Linked DNA regions of Homo sapiens: region 2 is linked to region 1. A link is a loop called in an ENCODE intact Hi-C map of the cell type or tissue named here. Cell type or tissue: endothelial cell of umbilical vein. All regions are shown on one strand.

Region 1 (2,500 bases):
AGTGAGCAGTGGATTAATGCTGGACAGGTGGTGGGGACCAGAGGGTACAGGACATTGTGGGCCATAATAAGGAATTGAGGTTTTATTTCATGTGTCAGGAGAAGTTAAGGGTTTTAAGCAGGATAAATAATAGTCAAATCTATATTTTAAGAAGACTAATCTGGCTTCTGTGTGGAGACTGGATTGTGGAAGGAGGAACACGAATGGAAACAGTGCTCCAGGGAGAAGCTTCTGCTGTGGTCCAGGCCAGAGACTGCAGAAACTTGAACACAAAATGGAAAAAAAAAAAAAGTGGAAAAATACAAGATCTATTTTAGACATAGAATCAAGAGGACTGGCTGATGCATTTGAGTGTGGGAAGAGGCACAGGTGGATGTCAGTGTGGCTCCCAGGGGTCTGCTTTTAGTAACCGGGTAGACATCAGGGCCGTTTTCTGAAATTGGGAAAGGAGGATGCTGGGAGGATGGTGATGCTTTTTCAGGGACGTGGCAGGAAATCAATTGCTTCAATTTGGACTTACTCAGTTTACTACGGCAAGGAGTCCTCCACATGGAGTTTTCAGACAGGCAGTTAGCTATGACTCAGGGGAAGTGTGTCAGAGGAGAGGTCTGGGGAGATATTCAAAGTCCTGCAAGTGGATGCAATTGTTTAGGAGAAGAGTGAAGGAGAAGAGAAGAGAGCCCGAAACTAAACAGGGAGGAATCCACCATTTAGAAGTCTGGCAGGCAAAGAGGACAAGGTGAGCCTGCCTTTAATGTTAGAATTGTCTTCATATTTCTTTCATTCTTCATTTTCCTCTTGCGGTAGTTCTGCTTGGTGACCAGTGTAGCCTCAGGGAGCTGACAAGAACCGGGCCTATTCCCCATATGTGACTCTTATAAGGCCTGAACGAATCTCCTCATGTCTTGGTTTCCTCAGCTACACAAAAAGGCCACTGTGGTAGCAGCCACTCCTTCCTTAGGGTTGGTGAGAAGTGTCAAGATGGAGTTAGGCTCAAGCACTAAGATTTACATTCAAATGCCAGCCATTTTCTCAGTCTTTATGAATAATCCAGACTTTGTGTTTTGGACCCTTAGACATAGTAACAACGCAAACGGAATCAAAATCATCATTCATATTATTAACAAACATTTCTGAGTAATGTTTTGAGTAAATGCCTAATAAAGTTTAAGAAATAAAAGTAACTCATGTTTATTAAAGAGGAATTACTAGGTTTCCATTCATAAGCTTCAATATCCTGCTTAATGGATTCCATACCTAACATAGAAATCCAGTGAATGAATTATGGTCAAACAGTCTACAAAAATTATATGGTTTCCTTTTTTACTGTTGTTTCCCCTACGTGAAATAACAATGAGGAATGTAGCTTGAATAAAGGCATTTCTTGTAACAGAATGAAAGCATTAGGGTGACGCTGGTTGTATTTTAGCTGACTGGAGAGCCTCAAAGCTTTATGGTCAGAATGTGCCCCCTTGTGGAAGATGTGAGTAAAAAACAGTAGAGAGGAAACAGTATTGTGGCCGAGATCTTGGGAAAGAATTGAAGGTGGGAGAGGACTAAAGAGGCAGGAAGCAATGAATTAAAAGCCTGTTGACTACACTTCGTAAAGAACCATATAAGGAAGAAGGCATTGTATCAAATAAGGAAATGAGTGTAGCCAGGTGGAAAGGAGAACCTGGGTTAGGTAAGCTCGCAGTCTTAGGTTCTAGAAAACTTCAATCATTAATAATGAGTATAAATGAAATAGCCACTGAATTAGGCATTTCAGAGTGCTGTCTCTGAGCTCAGCCTGGCTGGGTGCAAATCATGGCTCTGTTAGTAGCTGTGTGACTTTAGGGCGTCATTTTACTGTTCTCTAAGCTTCAGTCATCCCATGTGAAAAACAGAATAGTAACAGTGCCTTTTTAGATGCTGGCTGTTGTTGTAGGTAAAGGTTGCTGTGAGGAGTAAATGAGGTAAAGTATAGAAAGTGTTTTCAGTGTGGTGTCTGCGGTACTGAAATAGCTATCACTACTACCTGCCAGTGTGTGCATTTTAAAACAGTGAAAGACATTTCCTTTTCTATTTTTAAAAATGGCTTCCAGATACAGACAATCACCGACTACAGAGGAAAGCTCTGTGGCTCTGTGAAAGTTGTGAGGCTGAAGATTTTTAAGCCTTTCTATAAGGCTGCTCCAGAGATGGAAAACAAGTTCCCCCTCGACTCATATTCTATGTGTGGGGGGGCAATCCATCCAGACACATTTGGATCAGTGTGACTAATTTGTTTTTACACAGTTGAGGTGAGGTCAGTGAGGGGCTGGGTACTTGGCGGAGCAAGGCTGTTTGGGTGGGTGGTGTGGGGCAGGGGTCAACTTGCTGCGATAGGCAAAGGTAGAAATGGGAAAGGAAATCAGGGCCACAGAAAGAGCCCAGGTTTACTGAAACCCAGAAGAGCTCTACTCCCAAGAGGGCACAGGAGAACTTTATTGGGCCAGTAAACATTTCCACTCAAGCAGCT
Region 2 (2,500 bases), 780 kb before region 1:
TTTAGTAGAGACGGGGTTTCACCATTTTGGTTTCACCATTGGTTTCACCAGGCTGGTCTCGAACTTTACTCATATATGACTAAAATATAAGACACTACATTTTTTAAATTATATTGTTACCATCCTGTATATCTTAAACTATGTTTATTTTAACCATACCGGAAAACACACTATTTCTGAAACTCCTTAGAGCAGTGGCAGTTTGACAATACAGCAAGGTTTCCTAATATTTTGGTGGCCTACCCTCATGACACATTTTCTTTGTCTATCTAGAAAGCACTGTAGCACTAAACTATACATGCTGACAGGATAACAATTGCTAGTCAGAGGACTACTTGACACCTGCTAAATCCAGCATAGCTTTATTTCTGCTTATTAAATTTAACTGTTTAGCATATTTTCATTTAACATGTGAAAATACTGTTGCAGAAGAAACAGTATCAGTGAATGAAGTAAAAAAAAAAAAAAGAATTTTTTTTCGGTTGGGCACAGTGACTCACACCTGTAATCCCAGCACTCTGGGAGGCCGAGGTGGGTGGATCACCTGAGGTCAGGAGTTCGAGACCAGCCTGGCCAACATGGCGAAACCCTGTCTCTACTAAAAAAGTACAGAAATTAGCCAGGCGTGGTGGCAGGCACCTGTAATCTCAGCTACTCAGGAGGTTGAGGCAGGAGAATAGCTTGAATCAGGGAGGCAGAGATTGCGGTGAGCTGAGATCGTGCCACTGCACTCCAGCCTGGGTAACAAGAGTGAGATTCCGTCTAACAACAACAACAACAACAACAACAATTTTCAATAATGTGGCACAAGTTACTCGTAACAAACAGGACTGCTACCTTTCTTATCCAGGTGTGGATTCCTATTAAAAGACAATTTTCATGGTTTAGAGATATTTTGTGTTTAGAGATCTTTTTTGTCTCACCTTTATGGTTCTGTAAAAACTTTAAATGTTTTTGGAAATAAAATGCTATCTAAATCACAAAGTACTAATTAGTTTTTAAAGAAGGATAGGAGTGAATATTCATTTGCATTTTGGCTTAGTCTTTTTCTATCGAATAATACAGCCATAATAATTTCTTTAGAAATGAGCTGGGATATAAATAAATAATAAAAGCAAATGCTGATGATACACATTTTCTGTTACTGTGTCAAGACACAACATCGTTCTCCTTTGTTGGCATATTTGATTAAATTACTTCATTTATTTTTGCCATGCATGAGATAGTTTTTGTGTAAATTTATGAAAAAATTTTCATACGTGTGCCTTCCTTAAAATGTTTCATTAATGCTCTATGCTCAATTCTGGATATAACAGTGGATACACTTTGGATTACAGCCAATAGATGGCACTGCTCTCACTAGGTAGCAAAGACCACATAAAGGTCTCATTACAGGCACAAATTATTAAGACTAAATATCTGCTCAAATCTGAATTTTTCATGATGAGAGACACATATTAAAACATAATAAATATTTAAAAATCTATGCTTAATAGTTACTGAATAAGAGAGGCCAATTTAAGGCAACCAATTTACTTATTTACCTAAAAACATTTATTGAGTGCCTACTATCACTAGGCACTACAGATATAAAAATGAATAAGATATTTCCTGGTCTCAAGTAATTACACAATAATATGGTTAAGTAATATTAGTAATGGAGATGGTCACAGAGAAGTACGGGGGCTCATCCTGGGGATGGGATGGATCAGTGAAAGCTTTTTACAAAGGAGATGATGCATGAGCTAGTAACCAAGGGGTGAGGGGAGGGGGGAGGTTGTTGGTATACCATATTTTGAACAAAGGGAAAAGCAACAGCAAGGACTAGAATATAAGAAATAGCATAAAAGCATAATGTGGAAAGTATGACTCAGAACATGTCAAGATATAAACCTGTTAGGTTTATATCTCTGTTAGGAGAGCTCTAAATCACTCAGAAGGTATGCTATCTTTTAAGAAATTTGGACTTCATCCTTCATGAAGACTGGAGGTAGGAATCAAACACAGTGGCTGTTGTGGGTAGTCCAGGCAGCAAGCACTAAAGCTTTAACCAGAGCAGTGGCAATAAAGGGTGGAGAGGAAGACATGGTTTTGAGAAATATTTAGGGGATAAGTGTTAGCAAGATATGGTATTTCAGTGTATGTGGGAGATTAGGGATGAGAACCAAGGCTGACACTCAAGATAAGATATTTCTAAGGTCCTTTTGAAATGCCACTGATAATTTCTTACTGATTATTCTTTTAATTGCTATTACATAAAGTAAGTTGCTGTCCTGCTGTTATCCATCCAATCTTTATTCTTTCATAGCACTCTGCACTTTTCCTTCTAAAAACTTATAATTTACAAGAATTACAGCACAATATGCTTGTTATATATTTATTTGGCACCTGCTTCTTCTATTTATTAAATTACACTTCATAAGGACAGAGTCATCTCTCCTGATCTGGTTCATCATTCCATATCTATCACCTAGCCTGATAAATAACTGACACTCAACAA

Evidence for each region. Peaks named below come from ENCODE experiments on the same cell type or tissue, not always from the same donor. Only the 100,000 strongest peaks of a DNase experiment are listed, where the experiment ranks them.
Region 2: it touches region 1 in a loop (29-fold over the local background); 4 of 110 quality-filtered maps call a loop at or near these places.

What each region holds. Positions count from the first base shown.
Region 1 is chr3:157,531,752-157,534,251 of GRCh38, reverse strand. No RefSeq gene overlaps it. Among named protein-coding and RNA genes, the nearest start is that of VEPH1, 30 kb to the right of the region's middle. In endothelial cell of umbilical vein, a CTCF peak has its summit at 1,463 (motif pointing left); DNase peaks (open chromatin) are centred at 581, 1,471 and 2,291; H3K4me3 peaks cover 1,775 bases; H3K27ac peaks cover 2,500 bases.
Region 2 is chr3:158,312,373-158,314,872 of GRCh38, reverse strand. The region is part of intron 5 of RSRC1 (arginine and serine rich coiled-coil 1); the gene reads right to left. Among named protein-coding and RNA genes, the nearest start is that of RSRC1, 200 kb to the right of the region's middle. In endothelial cell of umbilical vein, no CTCF peak of the experiment used is centred here; no DNase peak of the experiment used is centred here.